Linked DNA regions of Homo sapiens: regions 1, 2 and 3 are each linked to region 4. Evidence: chromatin contacts called from ENCODE Hi-C or POLR2A ChIA-PET data. All regions are on one chromosome and are shown on one strand. Each heading gives the region's core, a stretch centred on a gene start or an enhancer-like site at or near the end of the contact. The rest is flanking DNA. Distances are from core to core; before and after follow the strand shown. Region 1 holds the start of AURKAIP1 (aurora kinase A interacting protein 1). Region 2 holds the start of C1orf159 (chromosome 1 open reading frame 159). Region 3 holds the start of PRXL2B (peroxiredoxin like 2B). Region 4 holds the start of GNB1-DT (GNB1 divergent transcript).

What was found. Hi-C counts contacts between places; a loop is a spot of excess contacts on that map. ChIA-PET counts read pairs that join two places held with the same protein, here RNA polymerase II (POLR2A). Pooled maps may share reads with other maps.
Region 1: a loop to region 4 is called in a pooled map, with 7 times the contacts of the local background. The contact joins the promoter of AURKAIP1 here to the promoter of GNB1-DT in region 4. A Hi-C loop is called at or near these places in 1 of 37 single-sample maps with no recorded cell type and 8 of 50 pooled maps. POLR2A ChIA-PET finds 5 or more read pairs at or near these places in 5 of 52 experiments (BJ, GM10248, WTC11 and 2 more).
Region 2: a map of naive thymus-derived CD4-positive, alpha-beta T cell shows a loop between it and region 4 (18-fold over the local background). The contact joins the promoter of C1orf159 here to the promoter of GNB1-DT in region 4. A Hi-C loop is called at or near these places in 1 of 168 maps with a recorded cell type or tissue (naive thymus-derived CD4-positive, alpha-beta T cell), 1 of 37 single-sample maps with no recorded cell type and 9 of 50 pooled maps.
Region 3: a loop to region 4 is called in a pooled map, with 5 times the contacts of the local background. The contact joins the promoter of PRXL2B here to the promoter of GNB1-DT in region 4. A Hi-C loop is called at or near these places in 3 of 37 single-sample maps with no recorded cell type and 6 of 50 pooled maps. POLR2A ChIA-PET finds 5 or more read pairs at or near these places in 2 of 52 experiments (GM12878 and activated CD4-positive, alpha-beta T cell).

Annotation. Positions count from the first base shown.
Region 1 is chr1:1,373,131-1,376,526 of GRCh38, forward strand. It overlaps AURKAIP1 (aurora kinase A interacting protein 1), which reads right to left and starts at 2,077. Exons shown (of 4, transcript NM_017900.3): 1 at 2,024-2,077; 2 at 1,575-1,660; 3 at 870-1,315; 4 at 606-772. The coding sequence starts at 1,626. The coding sequence ends at 671. RefSeq lists silencers at 1,818-1,867, 1,888-2,067 and an enhancer at 1,863-2,768.
Region 2 is chr1:1,114,591-1,118,168 of GRCh38, forward strand. It overlaps C1orf159 (chromosome 1 open reading frame 159), which reads right to left and starts at 1,499. Exons shown (of 10, transcript NM_017891.5): 1 at 1,470-1,499. RefSeq lists silencers at 1,190-1,789, 1,960-2,079, 2,120-2,169.
Region 3 is chr1:2,584,871-2,588,048 of GRCh38, forward strand. PRXL2B (peroxiredoxin like 2B) reads left to right here and starts at 1,907. Exons shown (of 7, transcript NM_152371.5): 1 at 1,907-2,078; 2 at 2,221-2,425; 3 at 2,871-2,922. The coding sequence starts at 2,016. RefSeq lists an enhancer at 2,715-3,178.
Region 4 is chr1:1,889,507-1,892,599 of GRCh38, forward strand. GNB1-DT (GNB1 divergent transcript) reads left to right here and starts at 1,674. Exons shown (of 2, transcript NR_168264.1): 1 at 1,674-1,877; 2 at 2,394-3,093. GNB1 (G protein subunit beta 1) reads right to left here and starts at 1,581. Exons shown (of 12, transcript NM_002074.5): 1 at 1,314-1,581. RefSeq lists silencers at 896-1,085, 1,646-1,835, 1,956-2,055, 2,116-2,365.

The DNA.
Region 1 (3,396 bases), core at 827-3,326, 520 kb before region 4:
CCCAGCCCCGAACCCCTTCTGGGACAACTCTTCCTGCTTAGTCCCCACGTCCACTCAGGGCCCCAGGAGATGGCAGACATGCCTGGGAAGGCCAACACCCTGGCCCTGTAGCCGGAAAGCTTGGAGGGCCACTGGAGGATCACGTCCACGGAGCCTGGCGGGCACCATCCACCACTGCCAGTGGTACCAGAACCTTTCCTGCCTTCCCAATGAGGCCCTCCCCGACCCTCCACTCATGAAATACACCTGAATCACCCCGTGCATTCCGGGTGCTCCCTAAACCCCAGTCCTGTCCCCCTGTACTTCTGCCATCCGGGTCGGCCTCCCCAGGGAATGTGGTGCTCAGGGAGGGGCTGTGGGATCTGTTCACAGTGATCCCACAGCACCTAGCCTGAACTGCACACAGCACACATTTGCTCACAGCGAGGCTGGGGCTCCTACAGGCCCAGCACCCTCTGGACGGCGGCCAAGAGCCAGCTAGAGAGAGGGACGGCCAATCTGCCACCCTGCTGCCCGGGTCTTCTGCAACACCTGGGACTGGCAGCAGCCTCAATCCTGAGAGACCTCACACCCGGCAAATGGAGCTCCAGACCCGCAGGAAAGGCTGAGTCCTCTGAGAATTTATTACTACGGATCACAGCAGCAACGGGCGGGAAGGGCGGCGCCAGACTCATTTGCCCCGCAGGTAGATCTTGGGGGTCTGCCAGCCTTCGGGGGCTTCCTTTAGCCCCGCCTTCAGCCAGATGCGCCTCAGGTCTTTCTCGAACTTGATCTGCAAGACGCAGAGAGAGGGACCGCCAAGTAATTCGTGGCAAAGAAACGTGTTCTCAGCACTTTGCCCTCCCAGGGCCAAGCAGGGGGCCACTCACCTGCTTGCGTCTCAGGCGTCCCTCCTGGACCTTCCTCCGCAGGAACCGCGTCTTCTTCACCAGCTTCCGGTACTTGTGGTGGTTCATCTTCCGCCGGCGGATCTTCAGCACGTTTTTGCACTGAATTTGAGGCGCATCCGCGACGCCTTCATCCCCCTGCTCGGCCCCTTCCCCTATCTGGCTGGGCGGACACTGGTAGGATTGCGGTGGAGCCACAGTCCCTGCGGTCCCGGTATCCAGTCTGGGCAGGAAGCAGCGGGCCGTGAGCCAGCTCTCCAGGGGGCTGACGGACATCTTCCTGGGGACCAGCATCTCCTCCAGCTCCAGCTGGGCCCCCTTGCGAGGGAGAGAGGCCGCCCTACCTGGGCCGGCCGGCGATGTGCTGTAAAGGGGCCCGCAGACCCGGCTGCCCAGCACTCCAGAGACGGGCCAAGGCGGGCGGCCGCCTGCAGAAAACCAGACGCCACGGTCACCGCTCGCGAGACCACACAGGCCCGTCGGGTTGAGGAGCAGCAGGTTCGTCCCAGCGAGGATCCCCCGCACCTCATTCCTGGCCTGAACCCCTGAGGTTCCCTCTGTGAGCATCGGAAGCTTAGAGGGGAAAGAGTGTGTGTGTGGCCACCGGCCCTGCCCCAGCGGAGCTGCTGAGACCCGCACTCCTAACCAGGTGTGCATCCTCCCATCCGCCCCCGCGCGGCTTCCTACCTGCCCAAGGAACGGCCCTCAACAGCTGGGAAGTCAGGCGCCCCAGGAGCATGGTCTGTGGGCGGCGGCCACAGGTCCCAGGGGAGCTGGAACACAAGTGCCCGTTCAGGTCAGGCGGCAGCGCCTTCAGTAGTCGCGGGCGGGCCGGGACTGGGGCGTCTGGTCCCGCCGCGACCCTCGCTTCCCTTCTCCCTCCGCCACCCCAACCCACAAGGAGGACTTTGCTTCCAACACAGCTCGCGCCCCGAGGCTCCCAAGCCCCCGACGCGGGCGGTGTCGCGCTCGGACGCACCGAAAGGTCCCAGAACGGGGAGGCCGGCCCCCTCCCCGGGTTCACCCCCGCGCGAATCGCGTTGCCTGGCGCCCGGACCCTCTCGGCTGGACCCCGGGCCCGCCTGCCGCAGCGCCCGGCGCCCTCAGGCCTCCCGCTGACCCTTCCCAAGCCCGACCTCGACGCGGCTCAAATTGACCGTTCTGCGGCCGCCCTCGGGCACTTCCGGTCCGTCCCCAAGTCGGCCCCGATCGGCAGCGGCCACCCGGCGGTTCCTACGCACAGCGCCCGCTGGCGTCCTCGCGGCCCCCGATTCTGCATTGGCTCAGGCCCCGCCGGGCCCGAAAGGCGACGGTTTCCGGTTAGTGGAATCACGGTCCCAGTCCTCGCGCGGTTCCTCAGCTCCGCCTGGTCCCTTACGGAGGCAAAAAACTACATTTCCCACAATCCCAGGGGGTGCGGGCCCTGGATATACCCGCAGGTCCAGAATCGTTTCCGGACCACCCAGGGGCCGGATTCCCAACGGGCCGACGGAAGTGCGGGCTCAAGACTACGGAAGTGACGTATCTGGCAACGGAAGTGGAGTTACGTGGAAGGCGGAAGCGTCTAGAGCTATTTCCCCCGTTTTTGCTAGAGACCAAGGACCCGGAATAAGCACTGAGCCTGCGGTACCGGGCCTCCCCGACTCCTCATTCCTGGGGTTAAAAAAAAAAAAATAAGACGCAGGCTGGGCGCGGTGGCTCAGGCCTGTAATCCCAGCACTTTGGGAGGCCGAGGCTGGTGGATCACCTGAGGTCAGGAGTTCGAGACCAGCATGGCCAACATGGTGAAACCCCGTCTCTACTAAAACTACAAAAATTAGCCTAGCGTGGTGGCAGGCGCCTGTAATCCCAGCTACTCGGGAGGCTGAGGCAAGAGAATCGCTTGCGCCCAGGAGGCAGAGGTTGCGGTGAGCCGAGATCGCACCACTGCACTCCAGTCTGGGTGACATAGATCCTGTCTCAAAAAAATAAATAAATAAATAAAATAAAAATCAGACTCACACTTTTTGTCTGAGAACTAAAAGCAGCCTCTCTGGTGGATTGGGTTTGGCTGAGCCCCTAATGATGCTCCCCAGAGTAGGCGCTGCCAACGTGTAGCTTCACCTTTCTACTCCAGACAGGCCCCTTTGACCTCCGTGAGGTTGGCTAATATAGAGACCCCAGCATGGACTTGCAGGGGCGCCTGGTGGGAGAGGGGTGTGGAGCAGAGCCTGCTGGGCCTGCTCGGAGACTTGCCTTGCAGGAGGGTCTTCCAGGGACGCTTAGCAGGAAGTGGAAAGGCCAGGTCATCTGCCGGGCCCAGCCTGGCTAAGCAGTGAGTGACAGGTAGGATAGGCCAGTGTGAGGACATAAAGTTCAGGCTCCAGGCCCACCTCTACAACTGAGGTCCCCAGATGACTCTACGTTACCCCTCAGAGGGGCTACTTGGGACTCCAAGCAGGAAGGTTTACGAACGTTATTTGCGGGCCCGCCCTTCACCCCTGCTGCACAGCTTCCCCTAGTGGATTTG
Region 2 (3,578 bases), core at 249-2,748, 780 kb before region 4:
TAGGAGGAGTACTGGGGGCGGGATGTGTGTCAGGAAAACAACGTTTCTGTATAATTCATAAACATGTATGTTAAAAACAACGTGGCCATGACGGATCCTGGCTGAATGCAAACGGGGAACATAAACCTGAGTAATCAGGCGCATCACTGAACATCCCAGGCGGCCGCCCCTACCCTGGGGCTCAAAACCGGCTCCCTCTGCGAGGGTTTCCCAGGTTAAGCCATCAGGAAACAGGAAGACGCCTAAGAACGATACACTGGACTTTGGGGACTCGGAGGGAAGGGTGGGAGGGGGACAAGGATAAAAAGCTACAAATAGGGTGCAGTGCGTACTGCTCGGGTGATGGGAGCACCAAAATCTCACAAATCACCACTAAAGAGCTTACCCATGTAACCAAGTAACCAAACACCACCTGTACCCCAGTAACTTACGGAAAAATAAAAGAGGAAGACGCAGCTCTGCCTTCTCTGCACACCCTGGTAATACTAAGAAAAATGAAAACCAAAAAAAGGAGGCCAAGTTTGACATCCTGAAATTTAACAGGACGAGGCGGCTAAGAATTCAGCCACAAAATAGTTCCCGGGGAAGAAGCCGCGTTTGCTTTGAAACGCGGTAAGAAATGCCCCCGAACACCTGGGCTTAAATTACACCCAAACTCAATCATCGACTCGCTGCCACCGGAACACGCGCTCCCGAAAAACTGCACCCCGACTAGCCCTCGGCTACTCCAGGTGACAAACGGACAAAAACAAATCCTAAAGCCTCGCGGGAAAAAGACCTGAATCGTGGCCGACTTCTAGGACACCGGGGACCGCGCCGGTGCCCCCACTCCCGGCTGCCGGGAAGGCGAGGCGAACGCGCCCCCTTTCTTCCCCCGGGCGCCCGTCCCATCCCCTCCCCAGGGACCCCCTCCCTGCCCCGAGAACCCCCTCCCCTCCCCAGGTGCCCCCTCTCCCCCAGAGACCCCCTCCCCTCCCCAGGGACCCCCTTCCCTGCCCCGGGAACCCTTCCCCTCCCCAGGGACCCCCCTCCCTCCCCAGGGACCCCCTCCCCTCCCCAGGGACCCCCTTCCCTGCCCCGGGAACCTTTCCCCTCCCCAGGGACCCCCCCTCCCCGCTCCGGGAACCCCCTCCCCTCCTTAGGGACCCCCTCCCCACCCCTCCCCGGGGTCCCCCTGCCCTCCTCAGACGCCCCTTCCCCTCCCCAGGCGTCCCGCTCAGCCCGGGCGCCTTTCCCCCATAGGACCGCGGCCAGGCTCGTTGGGAGGCGGCGACGAGGACGCGGGCCCAGGCGCTGGCGGCTCCTCCGCGCGCCGCACAATGGGGGACGCGCAGGGAACGTCCCTCGGGCCGGGCCAGGGCCGCCGACCTTTGTCTGCCTCTCGCACTCCCTGCGCCGACCCGGCCGCCCAGACGGACCCCAGCGCCCCAACCCGCTACCCTCACGCCTGCCCCCAGCCCCTCACTCACCCCGGCGCCCTCCGGGTTTCTCTTTCGTACACCCCGCCCTCAGGCGGTGGCGCCGCGCCCCCTGGGACTTGTAGTCTTTCTTCCGCCCCGGCCCCGGCGCCAGGCCCCGCAGCTCCCAAAGAAAACTACAACTCCCGGCGGCCCGCGCGAGAGCCGCCCTCGCCTGGTGGTACCATCGCGCGCGGCCGTGGGTGGGGCGCCGGGGCGGGGCGCGAAGCGCCCTGGGAAATGTAGTCCTAGAAGAACCAGCGCATGTCTCGGGTCCCTGACACGGAGGGACTACATTCCCCCGGATTCCTCGCGCGCCGGCTGCTTGGCGTTGCCGGGAGACGGGGCGGGGCGTCGTCGGGGTCTCCCGGGCGACCGCACAAGCGTCGGCGTCCTTAGCGTTCCGCCGGTTTAGGCGGAGGCGGAGGCGGAGCGTTTGGGGGCGGCCGGGGCGGCTTCGGCTTCATCGGAGAAGGCGGCGCGGCTGCACCAGGTTTGGCCGCGGGCGCGCGGGGCCAGCGCCCTCCAGACCCACGGAGCGCCCCGAGCGCCTCGCGAGCCGCCGCCAAATGCGCCCCAGGTCCGCGGCCGGCGCCAGTGCTGGGACCTCGGCGGCCGGTGTCGGAGCGCGGCGGGAGAGACCCTGCCTTGGGTGCGGGACTGGGACGGCTCGGACCCAGAGGGCTCCCGGGGCTTCGCCTCTCGGACGGGTCAGGGCTCTGCGGTCTCAGGACGCTCCCCCGTGAGTCTCGGCGGCCCCGGGGTCTGGGCGGCGTCGCTGCCCCACAGGCCGGGCGCGTGGGTTTTTCCGGGGCTCTGCCTCTGAGCCACCCTCGGAGAAAAGACAGCTCTGTGCGTCCCGCGGCGCCCGCAGCTTTCGGCAAACATGTTTAAAGGAGCTCCCCGAAGGAACTGGGGACGTCCGTCCGCTCATCAAAGGCTTCAATCCTGTCGGTGTCCCCGGGCCCTCTCCTAGCTGGGCCAGCGCGCAGGGTGGGGGGGCGCTGCAGGTGTCGCGGCCCCCCCCAACCTCCGCAGACCCTTCCAACCCCTCAGACCCCCCAAAACCCCCAGATCCCCCAACCCCCCATATACCCCCAACCCCTCAGACCCCCCAACCCCCCAGACCCCCCAACCTCCCAGGCCCCCAGACCCCCCAGCTCCCTTGCTCCCGGGAGCTCCCAGGCCCGTCCTGCATGCGCCTTGGGGTTGTTCCTCCTTGATGGACGCCGCCTCCGGGTTCCATCCCAAGTTTAAATGCCAGAGATTTCAATGGAAATAAAGCCCCCATCTTAACAGCGTGAGGATGTTTTGTAAACAGTATTGGGGACAGCTGGGGAAGTCACATTTGTGTCTTCTCTTTAGAGGGACAGTGTTCGCCTGAGGGTCCATCCCAGGGTTCCCTCAGGGCCTCTGGAGGAGTTGATGCCACCAGTGTCTGGCCGTGGGACACCTGGGCGTGGGCGCCCAGCACCAGGGGTTCGCTGACAGCTGCAGGGTTTCCGGCCATGCGCCCGCGGACGTGCAGCTTCTGTGTCGGTCCCATTAAGAGGAACCTGGCCTGGGCGACGTTTGAGGACCACGGGGAGGACACAGTCGCGGTCCCCTTCTCGGAGTCCAGTCTGTGCCACAGGCTCTTGCCGTCTGCGGCAACTCATTGTGGAGCTGAGCCAGTGTTTCCACTTCCTTTTTGTTTTTTTGTGTTTGAGAGGATTTCACGCTGTCACCCAGGCTGGATGCAGTGGCATGATCGTGGCTCACTGCAGCCTGGACCTCCTAGGCTCAAGCGATCCTCCACCTCAGCCTCCAGAGTAGCTGGGACCACGGGTGTGTGCCACCATGCCTTGACACATATTTCTTTATTTTTTTGTAGAGACGGGGGTCTGTTTTGCCCAGGCTGGTCTCAAACTCCTGGGCTCAAGCAGTCCTCCCGCCTGGCCCTCCCAAAGTGCTGAGACTACAGGCGTGAGCCACCATGCCTGGCGTCCACTTTCTTGACTATTTCCTGAAGACCAGCGTTTCCCGGGTGGTTTCACAGCTGCGGAAGCTGCCTGTGTCAGTGTCAAGTCCCTACCCCTCGGCTTGGCCTGGGGCTGTGGCCCTGGGTGACCGTGTCCTTAT
Region 3 (3,178 bases), core at 657-3,156, 700 kb after region 4:
TAACTCTTGGGCCCAGCCAGGACCTCAAAAGGATGGAGGTGGAGTTTTTCAGCCCCTACATATGCAAACACACACATAGCATGTATCTGAGCGGCCACATGGGCTGGCCCTGCTATTTTCTTATGGCTTCTCAGCCTCCCAGCCACCTTCTGCTCTGCATCACTGGAGCTGGGAGGCTGCAAGCTCCTTTCCCACTCTCCTCTGCCCGTTGGCTTCCAGTGAGGCTCCTGCAGCGATGGCGTTGGTGGGAGATGCCAGGCGAGGAATTGATCTCGCATTCTCGTTTCTGGGAACGTCTCTGAAAATGGCTGAATCCCGTCTGGGATCCCAGCTCCCAAGGAGGCGGCAGCTTGCTCACTGCTTGCACAGCCCCAGACGGCAGAGGGGCCCTCTCCTGCACAGCCTGAGACAGTGGAGGGGCCCCCTCCTGCACAGCCCCAGAAGATAGAGGGGCCCCCTCCTGCACAGCCCGAGACAGTAGAGGGGCCCCCTCCTGCACAGCCTGAGACGGTGGGGGGGGGCCCTTCCTGCCCAGCCCCAGATGGTAGAGGGGCCCCCTCCTGCACAACTCCAGAGGGTAGAGGGCCCCTCCTGCACAGCCCGAGACGGTAGAGGGGTAGCCCTGGTCTCTGGGGGCTGCACTCCTGGGCTCTGGAGCTGCCACAGCTCCTCCCTCCTAGTGCTTCCCCTTCCTTGTTTTGCTTTTTGCCCTTTCTGACATAGTGACGACTTCCGTTTCGCAGTCTGGACCTTCACCACCCCAGGGCGAGGGCACAGGCGAAGCAGCAGCACCCCCCCGGGGCCTCTCTTTATTTGGAATACAGTGTGGGGGCTCCCCCTTCCTTCTCCAGCCCGCCCAGGCCCCTGGAGCTGTCCTGGGGCCTGGGGAGTGAGGACCCGTGCCAGCAGCACAGACTCTGCCAGGCCGGGCCCGCTCAGGTGGGAGCCCAGGCCGGGTGAAGCTGTGACCCGGCCCTCACCCCAACTCGGTGACAAAAGCTATCACAGGGCTGCAGTGGGGGAGGAACAGGACGCATCTGCCAGGCACCTGACCCGCAGTGCACTTCTGGGAGCTGTGCTTATCTCCCCGGGGTCTATTTCGCCCCAAGGTTTGGCGGGTTAAAAGCTGATATGCAACCGGCACGACATGAACAGTATTTCATGATTAAAGACATCGCGTCCATGTATAATTGAGATGCTGCCGCATTTGCGGGGATTTTCAAGCGAAAACCAGGCCACGTGGAAAGGCTAAGCCCTCGCACCCCCCCGCCCCCCACTGCTGGGACCCCCGCCCCGCGGGAGACCCCGGCCCGCGGTCCCCTATGCCCGCGACCCCTGCGCTCACCCTCTCCCCTCAACCCTGAGTCCAGCCCAGTCTCGCGCGAGGCCGCAGGGAGACCCCCGCCGCTCCCTGGACCACCCCTGGGCCCACCGTACCCAGCCGCTCCCCGGCGCCCCCCGGGACGACCCCGAGCCGGCTGCCCGCCTCCCGCCGCATTCCGCACAGGCGCACCGCGCACCGAGGGCCGCACCGCCCAGCTCCGCCTGCTGCGCCAATGGCCGACGGGGTCCAAGTCGGCGGCCCAACGGAGAGGCGGGGCTAGGGGCGGGACCAGGACGCGGGACAGCAACTGTCCCGCAAGGCCCGGATTGAGGAGGCGGGAGGGACCGAAGCAGGCGGACCCAGGATTTGGCGCCGCGATCTCGAGGCTTGGCCTGGAGTAGGAGGGGAAACAAGGCGGGACTAGGGGCGAATCCGAGGGGGCGGAGCAGGGCTCGGGGTGCGGTCGGGGGCGTGGCCGGGGCGCGCTGCGGCCATCTTGGGGGCGGGCCCGGGGCGGAGACGAGCCCGAAGGGGCGGGGCCTCGGCGGCAGCAAGAAAGGCGGGACCGGGGCATCTCGGGGCGGGGCTTGGGGCTGGATCTATGAGCCGGGAGCGGGGATCCAGGAGCGAGGAGCCGGGAGCGGGGAACAGGGAGTCGGGGAGCCGGGAACCAGGGCTGGCAGCGGCCGCCATGAGCACGGTGGACCTTGCTCGCGTGGGCGCGTGCATCCTGAAGCATGCGGTGACCGGGGAGGTGAGGCCGGGTGGACGCAGGGCGGTGGGCGCGTCCCTGGCTCCTTGCCCGGGCGTCCTGGCAGCGATGGGGTGGTGGGGGCCGCGGGGCCTGGGCGGGGCTGGGGGCAACGGGGCGCGCCCATGACCCAGCCGCCCGGCAGGCCGTGGAGCTGCGGAGCCTGTGGCGGGAGCACGCGTGCGTGGTGGCCGGGCTGCGGCGCTTCGGGTGCGTGGTGTGCCGCTGGATCGCCCAGGACCTCAGCAGCCTTGCTGGGCTCCTGGACCAACACGGCGTGCGCCTGGTGGGCGTAGGGCCCGAGGCCCTGGGTCTGCAGGAGTTCCTGGACGGCGACTACTTCGCGGGAGGTGCGTCCTGTTCCCCGCCGCGGCGGCGCACATACCCTTCCCTAAGCTCAGGGCGTTCGGGGCCCTTTCCTGCCCAACCCCGGCCCTTCTGTCTGCTGGAGCGGCCTTGATATGCCCACGGGTCAGCGTCCCTCATCTCTCCCTGCCTCCCCGCCCCGCAGCTGGTGGCTGGGTGGTGCCCTGCACAGACCTGGGCCCAGCAGCAGAGTCTGGACGAGCTCTGCCCCGCCGGCTCCACCTGTTGCCTCTGGGACTCAGCCCCTCTTCTGAGGGGAGGGGGGACACTCAGCCCCGTTTTACCCCTCCCTGCCCTGCGGGGGTGGGCTGAGCACGGAGGGTGGGCAGAGGAACAGAGGGTCGGAAGGAGGAGGGCGATTCTTTGTGGTGAGTGGGTTGGGGGCTGGTTCTGCGCCTGGGGCACACACATGTGGCTTCCGCTTTCCAGAGCTCTACCTGGATGAGAGCAAGCAGCTTTACAAGGAGCTAGGCTTCAAGCGGTGAGTGGGGGCGGGAACCCTTGGGTAGCGTGGGGTGGGGGGCCCAGGGGTTCCCACCGCTCCCTGCCACCTCCTCTCCCTGCTGCCCTCTGTGGTGCTGTCCACTCGGGCCTTCCTGGGCAAGGCGGCTCTGGTGGCACTGTTGACCAGCCCTTCTGCCAGGCCTTCTCTTGGGTGCTGGGTGACTGTAATGAGCCACCTCGTCCGGGGCTTACTCTCGGTGTCCAGACCACCTCGTGGGGTGGAGCCTCGTGGC
Region 4 (3,093 bases), core at 424-2,923:
AAGAAAAAGCTTCCATGAAGACAGGCTGGGCACGGTGGCTAAGGCCGCTAATCCCAGCACTTTGGGAGGCTGAGGCGGGAGGATCGCTTGAGCCCCAGAGTTCGAGACCAGCCTGGTTAACAGGATCTCTTTTACAAAGAGATCCCATCTCTTAAAAAAAAAAAAAAAAAAGGCTTCCATGAAGATGAATTAAGCAAACAAAAGCTGATACTGCTTCTGCATGCTAACCATGTAATTTAACGGACACAAGAAATGTTAAAATATCATTTGAATCAACTATCGATTCACAAGAAAAAATATAGCAGGTTCTTAAAAGTCAAAAGCCTCAGCCGACAGCCCTGTGGAATTTTCAACAGATCTCCCCACTCCCCACCCCCACCCCGCTTCCAGCCGAAAAGCCGATCCAGGCAAGAGGAAGACACCCAGCCTTTGTGCTATTTCCTGTCCTCTCCCCCACCTTCGGGCCTTCGGAATATCGCAAACCGGGCCCCGAAACTCGGCGCGGCGGCGGCCGCCCCACAAAGGCAGCGGTGGGAGCGCCATCTTGGCGCGGCCACCGGGCCCATTCATTCGCGGGGCCGGGCCGGGGTCCGCGCAACCCTCGAGTCGACACGCGCGGGGCGCCAGCGCCGGACAGACCCGGGCCTCGGCAGGAGAAGGGCGAGGCCACAGCGCGACTGCCTCAGCGGCTCGACACAGCGAAAAGGGCCGAAACCGTTATTTTCCCATTTCCCGACGCCGCGCCCGGCTTCCGCTTTAAATCCCTACTCCGACCGCGGCGCGCGGCCCGGCTTCCCCATTTCATTGTTCCCCTTCCCCACGCTCGCGCCCCGCGGCCGCCCGGCCCTCAAAGTCACCCCGATAGGCGGCCCGCGCGGGGGCTCCGGCCGCCGACACCGCCCCGCCTGCAGGCCCGCCCGGCCTTTGTTCTCGCGCCGCGGGCCCGAGAGCCACGTCCGGCTCCCCACGCAGGGCCCGGCCCCGCCCGACCCGCGCCCCCGGGGCCCCGGCCGCCGCCACGGGAAGCGCCCGCGGCGCACACAACCCCGCACCCCGGTGCCGAAACTCGGCCCCCAGCCTTGGGCCTGGGACCCCGGCTCCTCTCCCTAGACCCCGCCCTCGACCCCGACCCTGCACCCCGAACCTCGGACCCCAGCCCCCGGCCCCCCCTTCGGACGCCGCCCGCCGCACCCGGGCGGGGCAGGAAGACGCGGCCCCGACCGGCGGGTGGGGTGGGGGCGGGGCGGGCGCCCCCAGGGCGGGCGGGTGGACGAACAGGACCCGGGTCCGGGGCTGGGGGCTGCCGCGCTCACCTCAGCGCCCTCGTCGCGGCCTGACGCGCCCACACCGCCGCCTCGGCCGCCGCTCGGCAGGTCGTCGCGCTCGGGCCGCGCTGCGCGCTCCGCGGGCGCTGCGGGCAGGTGCGCGCCGGCGAGGCTCGGTCCAGTCCCGCCGCGGCGGCTGCTCCACTCCCGGCCCCGCTCCCCACTCGCCGCCCGCTCCCGCTCCCGCCGCCGCCGCCGCCGCCTCCGTCCGCCCCTCAGACGCCTCCAGCCATCGGGATGGGCGCGGCGGGCCCCTGCCCGCAGCCTCGGAAAACCCCACGCGCTCGCGTCACCACGCACGCCGCGCGTCGCGCGCGCTCGCCAGGCCCGACGGGCACGCGCACGCCTGTGCGCGTCCAAACCGCATCGGGCCCCGAGCGCGTGTCCGAGCGGCTTAAAGGGGCCGTGCTGCTGCCTTCGGGTACCGCTGCCCCGGGAGACCCCCGGCGGCCCGGCCCTGCGGGGACCGGGCGGGATGGGGACCGGGGCAGTGGACCCTCGGAGTTGGGATGGGGCGGGGGGAACGCGGGCGTGGAGCCCTCCGGGGACAGGGTAAGGTTGGGTAACCGTGGGCGGGGGCTCCTCCAGGGGCGGGGGTGGGGTAACGGCGGGCGGGGGGCACTCAAGCGACAGGGCAGGGGCGGGAAGGCCGCGGGCGGGGGCGGTCCCTCCGGGGACGGGGCGGGTGGGGGCACCGCGGGCGAGATCGCTTCCTGCAGAGGAGGCAACAGGCCCCGCTAGCAGGTCAGGGTCCCGGGCAGGCGCAGGTGCCCCCCGGCCTCTCAAGCAGGGACTGCGGCGAGCTCAGACGCGGCTGACGGGCAGAGACTCGCGCTTGGGCTCAGTGCGTGTGAAGTGGGCCTCGGGCTGCGGAGGAGGGCAGCACCCCGTGGCTCCTCGCGCTGCTGCGAGCAGGGCCGCCTGGCAGGGGCGGGGGCCGGTGGGCGGGAGTGTCGGGGTAAGGCCGCGGACTCCTCCCATGCCGCTGAGCAGTGGACAGCGGGGACTGGAGACCTCCAGGTGAGGAAGGGGAACGAAGTCAAGAAGGCCACATGTCCTGGCTTCCAGGCTTGGTGTCCTCAGAAGCCTCCAGAACGTCCATGGAACCCGCCCCTGCGCCCACCGCCTCCTGCTGTCTTTCCAGCTGAGTTCCGGCTGCCCCTCACCCTCGGCTTCTTCACTCTGCCTCTCCCCAGCCAGCGCCCTGCTCCCCGGTCCTCAACCACCACCTTCCACCTGCCTGGGCCTTCATCGCCTCCGAGCTCCCCTTCCACACCAAACCTGGCGTCCGTTTTCCTCCAGGCCTGCACCAGCACAGCTGAAGGGGAGAGAGACCCAACCTCATCCACTGGGCCTCCCCTCAACCAGGGCCACAACCTCAAGGGGCCATGCCACCTCCAACACCTATTTCCCACCTTCTACTCTCTCCACACCCTGGGACACCACCCGCCTCTCTCAGCTGACGTTTTCCTTCTTGTTTTGTGTGCATGGTGCTTGTGTGAGAAAGTGGACACACAGTAAGTGCGGCTTCCAGATGCGTCCGCCACCTGCCCTCCGTGCCACGCGCTTCCCCCTACCTAGGGGAGCCTCCACCAGACAGGGAACCCACGCCTTGCCACCCTTCTCTCTCCCTCCCACTTCACCTGTCCGCATCATTTCTGGAGCCCTTTCTTTCTGGCACGAGATGCTCCAGGGCCCTGTTGTATTCTCCCTGCCCCAGCCTGAACCCAGCTATTTCTGCTGCAGCCTGGTTCATTGTGGGAGAATG